Regions from separate parts of the Homo sapiens genome. Here regions 2 and 3 are each linked to region 1. A link is an interaction called in ENCODE POLR2A ChIA-PET data of the cell type or tissue named here. Cell type or tissue: GM12878. All regions are shown on one strand. Each heading gives the region's core, and the rest is flanking DNA. Links, peaks and the distances in the headings are about the cores only.

Region 1 (4,904 bases), core at 1,222-3,721:
ACCTTTGTTTTGCAATGCTGGGTGGATCAGCACAACGGGCAATTGGAGTATTCTTGGAAGCCACTGGGACAGCTGGCAATATCTTAACTACACATGGAAGTGACTGTGGGTTATAAAAATATATCCCAGTAAATTCAAACCAAATGTATTCCTAACTCAACTTCCCTTTAGCTAAATTTCAAAAATGTTTGCTTGCCACTCCAACACTAGACAAAGGGAAACATGGTGGAGGGAAGTCACTAAGGACTAAAGATTGCAGTTTAAAATACATTACTTTTATAAATTTTACAGAAGCATAGGACAGTGTGAACATATTACTAGGGACCCTTCCAGGGACTTGGAAAGGGCTAGTGTAAATGAGGGCACCTGAAGCTGAAGCCTCCTTAGCTTCACAGTAAATCTGCTTCAGAGTCTACGGCCATTTTAATTACTGAGTAAACTGTCAACTTTCAGAGTCAGCTCTATGTAGGGCTAGTGAATATGTTGATTACAGCTCCATTTGAGGAAGTTTTTTTTTTTTTTTTTGAGATGGAGTCTGACTCTGTCCCCAGGCTGGAGTGCAATGGTGTGATCTCAGCTCACTGCAACCTCTGCCTCCTGGGTCCAAATGATTCTCATGCCTCCGCCTCCTGAGTAGCTGGGATTACAGGTGTTTGCCACCATGCCCAGCTAATTTTTGCATTTTTAGTAGAGACAGGGTTTCACCATGTTGGCCAGGATGGTCTTGATCTCCTGACCTTGTGATCCGTCTGCCTTGGCCTCGCAAAGTGCAGGGATTACAGGTGTGAGCCACCGCACGCCCTGCCTCTTTGGTCTTATAATTACTTTATACTCCTAAAAAGTATTGAGGACTCCAAAAAGCTTTTATGTGGATCATATTTATCAACATTTACTATATTAGGAATTAAAACAAACATATAAAATATTTATTCATTTAAAACAACAATAATAAACCTGTTACATGTTAACATAACATAAATAACTTTTTTTTTGAGAGAGGGTCTGGCCATGTTGCCCAGGCTGATTTCGAACTCCTGGGCTCAGGTGATCTTCCCGCCTCGGCCTCCCAAAGTGCTGGGATTACAGGTGTGAGCCACTTCATTTGGCCTAATAACATATTTTTAATGAAAAATAACTATTTTCCAAAGCAAAATAATTTAGTGAGAAGAGTGGCATTATTTTACATTTCTGCAAATCTCTTCAGTGTCTGGGCTAATAGAAGATTCTCATATCTGTGTCTGCGTTCCATCTGTATCACAGGCATGTAGTCTCTGGAAGACCTCACTGTATTGTTATTAGAGTGAAAAAGGCAGTAAGTCTTAGTATGAAAATAAAGTCTTAGTATGAAAATAATTTTGACCTTATGGATTCCCTGACTACGCTTTCAGAACCATTGATTTAGACATCATTATATCTACTTTTTAGTTGCCTAGTGCTCCCAGAGTACCCTCTCTCTCTTTCTGTAGCTATATAATCACTCACCTCCTGCGTAAGTCAAATGTTAATTATTGCTATACTTTTTAGCATACATGGAAAACTTTAGAAACCACAATTCTTAATGAATAACAAGTCTTAGCAACTCATTTTTCTCTTTAACTGACAAGGAAAAAATTATCTTCTTCATTGTATTCTCCCTCATAGTACAGGGAGATATAAAGAAACCCTTGGTTTGGGGTTACTTTATAACTAAGGCAAATGTTAGACTAAGATCAAACGCAACATTGGGTGCCTTATATAAATTAATGTTACTGGAGAATCTAATATTTACTAAGTCATTTCTGTGTGTGAGGCATGTGTTAAGTGCTTTACATACATTATCTCATTTTATTCTCACAAGAATCTTACAAGATGGGTAGTACCGTCATTTCTATTTTACAGATGAGTAAACGGATACGGAGAGGTTGTTAATGCCTAGTGTTACACACAGGATTGAGGCAGGATTTGAATTGAGATAACCTGACCCTGGAGCTCTTAGTCTATTATCTACTGATAAGGTATAAAGGTAGGAGATAGAGCACGATTAGTATAAAATGAGTGCTGAGATGTGAGAGGAACAAGACAGCTGAGATACCAAGACTGAATCTCTATTATTTTCCACCCTAGAAAAATTCTGCTTTATTTTCTACACTCCCACGTTCCTCTTCTCATTTTTAAGATACTTTATTGCCGGCGGCCTCGTCGCTTAGGCCTGACGCGGACCCTGAAATCAAGGAGGCAAACTGAACAGGAGCGGGGGAAACCCCGTGGTAACCACGGTAACGGTGGCGGGGCGAGAACCCTGCGCAGGCGCGTTACATCCCACTCCCGCTTACCCACACCACGGCGGCCGGTCCCAGCCACTCCTCTCGGCCTCAGACTCCACGGGCCGGCCACGGGTGGGGGCAGCAGGGAGGCACGGGCTTGGCGCCTGCGCAGTCGCCGGGGCGCTGGTGTGATCGAGCTCACGTAGCGAGGGCTGCAGTCGCCTCCTCCCTGGCGCTGCCATCGCGGCCTAGAGGTTATAAAAGGGCTAACGGGCTCCCTCTGCTGCCCAGTCGCGCCGCCAGCGGGCTGAGGGTAGGAAGTAGCCGCTCCGAGTGGAGGCGACTGGGGGCTGAAGAGCGCGCCGCCCTCTCGTCCCACTTTCCAGGTGAGACGCTCCCTCGATCCCGGAGACTGAGGCCACTGGGCAGCCGTGGACCTTCTCGGACGGCTGCGGCGATCCATTCCTTCCCGCTGTGGTGGTACTTCTGGGGCGGGGGTTCCCCAGGTTACCACAGCAGCCTCGGTTCCTTCCCCTCGGGAGACTCGGCCCCTCTCCCTGCGCCACGCGACTCCCGGCGCCCGCGCTCCTTCGTGCCCCCCTTCCCACCTCTGTCCCTAGTGCGCCTCGGACCGCTGGGGCTGCTGCAGCCTCAGTCCCCGCCCTAGGGACCAGGACTTTCTTGAATTTTCCTTCCCGGGGAGGAATCACTCTGTTGCTTTTTTTTTTTTCCAAGTTCCCCTGCACCTGGTCCTCCCTAACGAGGCTAAGGGGAACGCAAGCGCGGGGCGTGGGCTTTTGGCCGCCACAGCCGCAGATGGTTCGCATGTGGCGGTGGAGAGCGGATTTTAAGGCTTGGAGCTGGATCCGCAGCGCGCCAGGCATTTTTGCCCTATCGAAAGTCGCCGGGAGCTGGGGGGACCTCCCCAGAAAGTTCCGGCTGAACTCATCTGTTGCGCGCAGCGGTGCAGCATTAGCTGCCAGACGTAGCCCGGGGCGCCGAGCTTTCTGCTCGTAGCGCCGAGGAAGTAGGCTCTCAGGTCACCTCGTCGTCAGGGAAGCTTCCTTCCCTCTTCTTCCCCATAACTTTTTTTAAAAAGAGACAAGAGCTCTTCTCTCAATCTCTGTCTCTCTGTCTCTCTCTGCCGAGAATTTGCAGCTTTTAAAAGTCCACATCAGTCCAACAAATTCCATGGTTGTGTGAGGATTTTGAGTTGGATTACATGGCTGGCCCCCGGATGTATGTTTCAATGGGGAGGAAGGATGGTATGATAACTGTGAGACTCTTTCTCCTAAATAATCGACTCTGTTACATACAAATTCAATGTTTAGACACTAACATCTTACGCGTTCCGGATAGAGTGAAGACTCTTGGAATTTTGCACTGTTTTCTTTAAGAAAGGGTTGAAGAAGCAGCTAGATCCTCTTTTAGGAATTGATCTAAAAGGCCAAAGAGACTTGCCAATTTCCACTTAACTGTTTCTGGTTTCTCCGAGAGCAGTGGTTCTCGGACTTTCGCTTGGAATGCACTCGGAGGGGATGAAATAGCCACTACGTGAAGGGGGGAGGGGCAAAGACGTGGCAGCAGCGTTCTTTCATCAATTTTTTACTCTTTTTTTTTTTTTTTTTTAAAGTTCTGGTTAGAAACGTATTTCCCCTTTTAGGTTTAGACGTAGCTTATGAATGAGGCTAGTCTTTTCCTAAAATAATCAGATGAAGAATTCAGTCTGCATAGCAGGAACGTTGGAAGTTAATTTAAAAAACATTTTAAAGGGATTTTTAGAATCAAGTTTCTATGGAGAAAATCGGTATCCTAAGACGATATATTCAAGAAGCTGAAAGTGAACAACCTCAACTATATTTTGTCTTCATGTGAAATGTGAATACACACCCCGTGATTTTTTTTTTTTTTTTTTTTTTTTTTTAGCTTGTGAGCGTAATTTAAGAATCTGAAATGTGAACTTCAAATTTTACTTTTTTCTTTATGTGGGAAAAGAGACTTTATCACTTACCTTTAATAAAATTCATAGTCAGTTTTGGTTTTGGGACATTGTGCCTTAAGTCCTGCCATTGTTTTTGATAGCTGATGACAAATGTTTCTTAGATTTACATAGACTAACTAGGAAAAGGACTATTTCTGTCTCTTTTAAATGGGTAGTGCTGTTTTTATTGACATTTTGAAATGAGTTTTATTTTGAAGTACTGAAAATCAGGACTTTGGTAGGCGGATAATTACATTGGCCATTTTGTGTTTTGGTAACTTAGATGGTAAAACAGTTGAAAAATGTGTACAACTTTTAATTATGCCAAAAAAATTAGTGCAAAAGACTATTGAAAAAAAGTTTTATATTGCCTTGTAGTCTGGGTTGTTGCAGATGAATCTTGGCTTTTTGGCAAGGAGCTGTTAACCTTTTCTATTAGTGCAGAATAAGTTGTATACTGAAAAGCAGTGTTTTTCAGTAGGGCAATTAAGTTCAAACGGCATTTATTCCAGAGATGCAGCAAGAGCTGGGACAGCCATAAAGCTTGTGAGCCTTCCTTTCTGTGGAAGGAATGCTTTATTTTACTTAGCAACCAGTTATCAACTAGGATATAATTATTGCTCTTGAATTGACCTGTGAGATACATAATAGTGGTTCTCAAACTATTTTAAGGTCATGAA
Region 2 (4,904 bases), core at 1,192-3,691, 54 kb after region 1:
TCAAATTTTAGATATGTCTCTTTTTCTTACTGTCATGTCCTTTCACCATTGAAAGAAATTTAATTTCCAATCTCTTTTGTTTGTATGTCCTCCATCTATGCAAAACAAAAAATTGAAGAAAAAAAAAAAACCCCAAAAACCTAAAAAACTAACTGGCTTTCAAGGCTCAGCACAAGGTGACTGGAAGTGTATGGAGTTATTTTCTCTTTTTAGCCTCCTTTGTAAAAACCCTGGAATTCTGACTGGTTGGGTAAATGTGATTCAGTTTTTTGTTTTGTAATGCAACTATTTTGATGGTTGGCTTCACAGCTGAGGCGAGCCACCATTTCAAACCCAATAACAGGAGACTTGGAGACGGTACATTACAGAATTAGCAAAAGGTAAGAGATGTGTATGCTGCATATTTTGCCCTCTAATGAGTGTTTTATACATCTTACAGGAATTATTCATTTAAGGAAAGTGGGTCATTTTCAGTCACCAGCTCAAGTCACCACCCTGTATATAAACAGGATAACGCATGGATAAACTGCTTTGTGTTTCACAGGTCTTTCTCCTTCACTAGAAGTTCTGTTTTTAACCTTTAATTGGTATGTTATTTTTAGGGAATTAATATGCTTTTTATCTTTCTTCAGATCAGGTGTCAAATATCCAGGAAGTGGCCTGATACTTGTTTTCTTTTTCCCTTTTGTTGCCAAAGGGGGAAATAAAGCAGCAGCCTCCTGAATCTGGGAGTAGTAGTCTTCACCTATGCAGTTTTCTCATATTCATAAATGCTGCGGTGATTCATATCCTCCTTCATGGTGATTACGTTGGCATTTGTTCATACATCTTGTAAAATAACATTGTCATTATGTAGTAATCTGTATTCCTCCTGTTTGAGTTTTTTATTTAAAAAAATTCGCTGACTCAAAAGTTGGCAGTAGGAAGAACAGAGTTACGCTTCTGAGCTCTGTCTTCCAAAAATTAGTTGTAAACTTAGTTGCCTTTTACTTTGCCAGAGAGATTTAAAAACAGTTTTATCTCAGTGAGAGGTTTGAAAAATGAATTTAAGGAGTCTACTATTTTTTTTCAAAATATTTAAATAACTTCTAGATCTGAGAAAGTTTCTGTGAAACCCAGTGCTATAAATCATTTACATACAGCTTCAAATGATTTTTTGTTTAAAAAAAGTGAAAGGACAATAAATCTACAACAAAAATCTGTCAACTCATTTTCTCTTGATTTGGAAGTGGCTGTTCTTACTGCCACTTTTCTAAATGTTTTTGTGGATTCGAGACCATTACCCACCATCCAGACCAATCTGAACCCTTCCAATCACCTGTGGCTTGGCAAAACAAAACAAACAAAAAGCCCAAAATTGCCTGCTACTGGAGTAAGTCCTTGTCCTTTCTCTTTTTTTGTAGCTGAGCCGAGCTACAGTACATGACCCTGAGACTGGAAAATTGACCACAGCACAGTACAGAGTATCTAAGAGGTAAGGGAGTAATGGAGAGAACTTTAGTCATATTTGGACCATTTCTTTCTTGGGAATCTAATTTTCTGAAAACTCATGATATAGTTTCTAAGACCTAGGTGGTTAGGCATAGATGTTTGATAATATCTGTGCTGGAGTTTTCATGACGGACTAATAAACATGGTTATGGGGCAGTTAATAGGGGTTTTCCAAAGTAACATTAACTTACATAATGTCTGTTGAGGCTCCCCAAACTTTGATAAGTGAAATGTGTTCTCATATTGAACTAAGAGAAGTTCCCAAATTCCCTTCATTAAACAAGGCCTCTTTTGGACTCTGCAGTAAAGCAGGGGTTTAAAAATCTCAGGGTCACCTAGTAGCTGCAGGTATTGCGTAAGTAAGTGCCTTTATAACAAAGCCTTTGCAAGTTCCTTGCTTTTAACAGTGTTTAAAGATAATCTTATTAGGTTATTAGTTGATTGATCACTAAAATGTTTTTTAAAAAGAGCTCACTGTGTAACTTAGAGCTCACAGAATTGGGTGACAGTATTACAATAGAACTCCTTTTCCATCTACTTGTGAAGGTTTCTCGGCTCTCATGAAAATAGAAATATCTTTGTGCTGAATTTTTATTCTAACAAGTAGAATATTTATCCACAGACACAATAACTAATGAAATATAACAAACATAAGCCCCATCCATCTCATTAGGAACATCTTAATACATTTTCACTTGTTTATACTTGATAATGATTGTTTAGTCATGTTATTTAGATTAACAAATGTGAATAATAATTATAGTAACAATCCAGAAGATACTATCTTTAACACAGCCTTTTTATAGGTCTTTAACACAGGCTTTTTGTTTTAGGAAATTCATATTTTTGTTAATTGTATAAATATTTTTAATATAGATAAGTATAATGTGATAAATAAAAGATTTTCAGGCATAAAAATGTGTCACTGTAGGACAAGGTTTCTTAACCTTATCAATAGCACTATTGACATTTTGAGTCAGATAATTCTTGTTCTTGGGGGCTATCTTCAGCTTTGTAGGATGTTTAATAGCATCTGTGGTTCACTGGATGCCAGTAGCACCCTTCCTTAAGTTGTGACAATCAAAAATGTCTCCAGACATTGTCAAATGTCCCCTGATAGGTAAAATCCCCACCACTACCTCTAGTGACTCCACCCCTGTTGAGAATTAACTGTTCTAGGATAAGAATGGAATGAAACTATAACATCAAGAAAAAAAAAAAAGATGTAAAATGTCCAAGTATTAAAAAATATTTTGTTCACATATTTTAAGTGGATGATGGTGGATATCAAATCATTATGGTATTTAGATTCCAGTGGATACATTTAAAGTAATCATTTTTTAGAAATTACCAACGTTTTCAATATGACAATTCAATCATTCGAAACTAAATTATGAAAAAATTTAGTTGTCAACTAAAAAATTTATGCAAAGGCAAACATAGATTTTAACAGGCATTTTAGGAGGTACTCAGAGAAATTTTGAAGATTACTGCTGTCTTCAAAAAGAAAAAGATTAGGCTGGACCGAATGTGTTGATTCAGCATTTCCTTTTTCTTTTTTGGGCAGGACCATATGCCTTTTATATATTAACCTTAAACGTTACTATACACGTCTTGGTTTCTTGTCTCTGCTGTATAACACCACCTGCCCTTTTGCCCCAGTAAGAGAGAAAAATTTTTTTTCTTGCCTATCACTAGCTTCATAGCTGAGACCCCTATAACAAAAGACAGATTAACAAGAGAAAATCATACAAATTTATTTAATACAAAATTTACTTGACAAGAAGCCTTTAGAAATGAAGACCGCAGCCTGAGCAACATGTTAAAACCCCAACTCTACAAAAAATACAAAAAAAATTAGCCAGGTGTGGTGGCATGTACCTGTAGACCCAGTTACTTGGGAGGCTGAGGTGGGAGGATCACCTGAGCCTGAGGAGGTTGAGGCTACAGAGAGCCACAGTGAGCCATGAGCATGCCACTGCACTCCAGCCAGGGTGACAGAGTAAGATCCTGTCTCAAAAAAAAAAAGAGAAAAGAAATAGAAAAAAATGAGAACCCAAAGAAACAGGGAAACCTGTGTATTTTTATGCTAGGTTTGATGAGTGGATAGTCATACAGAAGTATGATGAACAAAGGGGATATGATCTAATGGTAATAAACTGGGGGAAACTTAGCAAAGCCTGTTTGTTCACATACCTCTTGGTATCTCTGTGTCTCAGGATAAGGATGTTCATTTCTTCCAGGTAGAGAGAGGATACTTCTGGATTGAAAGTCTTATACTACTTTAGAGGAAGGTCAGAGAATTCTTTTTTTTTTTTTTTGGGGGGGGGATGGAGTCTTGCTCTGTCGCCCCCAGGCTGGAGTGCAGTGGCGCAATCTTGGCTCACTGCAAGCTCCGCCTCCTGGGTTCATGCCATTCTTCTGCCTCAGCCTCCTGAGTACCTGGGACTACAGGCGCCCGCTGCTGCCCGGCTAATTTTTTGTATTTTTAGTAGAGATGGGTTTCACCGTGTTAGCCAGGATGGTCTCGATCTCCTGACCTCGTGACCCGCCTGCCTCGGCCTCCCAAAGTGCTGGGATTACAAGCATGAGCCCGTGCCTGGCCTAGACAATTCTTTTATAGCCTGCTTAAGGGGAAAAGAGTGGGAGAAGGTCAGAGAGACCTGCTTCTGCTCAAATGCTACAGTGCCATATTTTGGGGTTGAGTGTCCTGAACCCCATTAGAAGACATGAAGAAAATTTAAATTTGCCATAATATGATTTTCATTTTAATCACAGGAGCAATTATCCTTAAGGAACACTAATAGATAGTAAGGATTTGCAGAAACTAATTTGCATAGACATGTTTTGAGATATGATTTACAGTGCTTCTGAACATTGCAATTAACCCGATTTTTACATTAAGCTAATTTTCCATTCTATTACAGAACCTAATTCATATCTACAAAAAACCCCTTCTTTAAAAAAAATAAAAATTAAACTGTTAACAGATTTTATCAGATTATTGCATGGTTTTACACATTTTTTGTCATAAAGTTTGTAAATAGCTAAATCCTCTAGATTTGCATGCTTCTAGGAAGCATATAAAACAAAATTACGGCCAGGAGTGGTGGCTCACGCCTGTAATCCCAGCACTTTGGGAGGCCAAGGTGGGTGGATCACAAGGTCAGGAGATCAAGACCATCCTCACAAACATGGTAAAACCCCATCTCTACTAAAAATACAAAAATTAGCTGGGTGTGGTGGCGCGCCTGTAATCCCAGCTACTCGGGAGGCTGAGGCAGGAGAATGGCTTGAACCCGGGAGGTAGAGATTGCAGTGAGCCGAGATCATGCCACTGCACTCCAGCCTGGCGACAGAGAGAGATCCATCTCAAAAAAAAAAAAAAAAAAATTCATGAATTCGATGTTTTG
Region 3 (2,500 bases), core at 1-2,500, 340 kb after region 1:
AACAATCCAAACATAGATTGATAACACAACATGGTACAAATAGTATTGTTTCCAAAAAAGAAAGAGAATACCATACGGCCATGTAAACCTCTTTTAAAAACTGATTTTGGCCGGGCTCACACCTGTAATACAGTACTTTTGGAGGCTGAGGCAGGAAGATTGCTTGAGCTCACGAGTTCAAGACCAGCCTGGGCAACACAGCAAAACCCTGTATCTAATAAAAACACAAAAAATTAGCCAGGTGTGGTGGTTCACACCTGTAATCCCAGCACTTTGGAAGCTGAGGTGGGTGGATCCACTTGAGACCAGGAGTTCGAGACCCACTTGGGCAACAAAGCGAGACCTTGTCTCTACAAAACATGTAAAAGAAAACAATTAGCTGGGTATGGTGGTGCACACCGGTAGTCCCAGCTACTCAGGAGGCGGAGGTGGGAGGACTGCTTGACCCTGGGAGATTGAGGCTGCAGTGAGCTATGATCATATCACTGCACTCTAAGCCTGGGTAACAGAGAGAGAGACTCTGTCTCAATGAAAAAAAAAAAAAAATGGTTTCAATTGGGCTAATATCCCTAAAGCAAGTACTCTGGCACAACCTTTGAAAACTCTTATCTGGCAAAAACAACAACAACAACAAGGGTTGAAGAGATGCCATATTTAGATGATCATTTATCTATTTATGCTTCCGCCGTTCAAATTGCTTTGAATTACAGGCTACAAGTGCAAACTCATAGTGATCTAATATTAATAACAATAACAACAGTTAGCACTTAAATAGTACTTAATGTATTTACTATATTTATGCGCAAGGCACTATTCTAAATGCTTCATGTATTTAACTCATATAGTACTCACAACTCATTGGATAGGTATAATTGTTCCCCACTCTACCATCAACATTACACACCAGGCTTAAAGACATAAAGTAAATTGCCCAAGCTGGCCAGGTGGGGTGGCTCATGCCTGTAATCCCAGCACTTTGGGAGGCCAAGGCGGGTGGGTCACCTGAGGTCAGGACTTCAAGACCATCCTGATCCACATGCTGAAACCCCGTCTCTACTAAAAATACAAAACTAGCTGGGCATGGTGGTGCATGCCTGTAATCCCAGCTCCTTGGGTGGCTGAGGCAGGAGAATTGCTTGAACCCGGGAGGCAGAGGTTGCAGTGACTGAGATCATACCATTGCACTCTAGCCCAGGCAACAAGAGCAAATCTCTGCCTCAAAAAAAAAAAAAAAAAAAATCTCAGGTTCACATATCTAGTAAGAAATAGCTAGAATTTGACCCCAGGTAGTCTGAGACTACAGTCCATGCTTTTAACCACTATACTTATTATATTCCCTTCCTAACTTGATCAAGGTCACACAGCTAACTAGGTAGTGATACCAGGAATTCAATACAAATCTTGAGCCACATAAAAACACAGTTTGTTATGAAATATGTGAGGTTATAACTCTGTAGAAGTGCTAAGAAATCTTTAACATCATCTGCAAAAAATGTCTGCAAACTGGGCAGTATGGGACTTGAGTGTCATTTGTTGGGCTTTTTGTTGTTGTTGTTTTTGAGGCAGTGTCTAGCTAAGCCCAGGCTGGAGTGCAGTGATGCACTCATGGCTCACTGCCACCTCAACCTCCTGGGCTGCTCATGCCTGTAATCCCAGCAGTTTGGGAGGCTAAGACAGGTGGATGACCTGAGGTCAGGACTTCAAGACCATCCTGATCAACATGGTGAAACCCTGTCTCTGCCTCCCAAAGTGCTGGGACCACAGGTGTGTGCCAACATGCCTGGCTAATTTTTTAATTCTTTGTAAAGACAGGGTCTATGTTGCCCAGGTTCATCTCAAACTCCTGGGCTCAAGTAATCCCCCTGCCTTAGCCTCCCAAAGTGCTGAGATTACAGGTGTGAGTCAGCATGCCCCGCCTCCAGTGTCATCTGTAATTCAACCAACCTGCATGATACATAATAGAAGGAGGAAAATACTGATGATCAGAAAATCTGGCTGAAGTCTTAACTTTGCCATTAATTGGCAGCATGCTATTAAACAGAATATAAGCTCCGGACTCAAATAGACCTGGATTGAAATCTGGGCTTTAAGACCTTTGGGTAAGGGTGGCTCAGTTTGTGCACAGTACAAAGGCATCAAGGAAGCAAAATAAGGCTGAAATTCTGCCCATGTTCAGCTCACAGATGCTGAAATAAGTGGCATCTAAGCACAGGTCCCCAAGTTACTGCTTCGGGTGGTGTGCCAGGCCAGAGGAAGTTTGGCTTCCTCATTGGTTCACCACAGGGGGTAACTTTCCTAATTCAAACAGAAGTCTCTCATAGCTAGTGGTGGCTCTGCCTACTCTGCTACTTACCATATAACAATTGCTACTTGCAATATAATCTAGGGTAAGTTACTTAATCACTCTAAACCTCAGTTTCCTCATCTGGGAAATATGGCTGAAAACAGTACTTACTTCATAGTGTGGGTTTGTGTGTGTGTGTGTTTTGTTTTTTTGTTT

Evidence for each region. ChIA-PET counts read pairs that join two places held together with the same protein. Peaks named below come from ENCODE experiments on the same cell type or tissue, not always from the same donor. Only the 100,000 strongest peaks of a DNase experiment are listed, where the experiment ranks them.
Region 2: POLR2A ChIA-PET joins it to region 1 with 13 read pairs; 12 of 35 experiments call an interaction of 5 or more read pairs at or near these places.
Region 3: POLR2A ChIA-PET joins it to region 1 with 10 read pairs; 2 of 35 experiments call an interaction of 5 or more read pairs at or near these places.

The regions. Positions count from the first base shown.
Region 1 is chr10:73,094,491-73,099,394 of GRCh38, reverse strand. P4HA1 (prolyl 4-hydroxylase subunit alpha 1) reads left to right here and starts at 2,529. Exons shown (of 15, transcript NM_001017962.3): 1 at 2,529-2,629. RefSeq lists enhancers at 2,079-2,148, 2,393-3,148 and a silencer at 2,179-2,508. In GM12878, for the core only: a CTCF peak has its summit at 2,529 (motif pointing left); a DNase peak (open chromatin) is centred at 2,424; H3K4me3 peaks cover 1,864 bases; H3K27ac peaks cover 2,143 bases.
Region 2 is chr10:73,040,457-73,045,360 of GRCh38, reverse strand. P4HA1 (prolyl 4-hydroxylase subunit alpha 1) reads left to right here. Exons shown (of 15, transcript NM_001017962.3): 9 at 310-380. Among named protein-coding and RNA genes, the nearest start is that of P4HA1, 54 kb to the left of the region's middle. In GM12878, for the core only: no CTCF peak of the experiment used is centred there; no DNase peak of the experiment used is centred there.
Region 3 is chr10:72,753,886-72,756,385 of GRCh38, reverse strand. The region is part of intron 1 of MCU (mitochondrial calcium uniporter); the gene reads right to left. It overlaps LOC124902450 (a long non-coding RNA gene), which reads right to left. Exons shown (of 2, transcript XR_007062189.1): 1 at 1-2,500. Among named protein-coding and RNA genes, the nearest start is that of MIR4676, 34 kb to the right of the region's middle. In GM12878, for the core only: no CTCF peak of the experiment used is centred there; no DNase peak of the experiment used is centred there.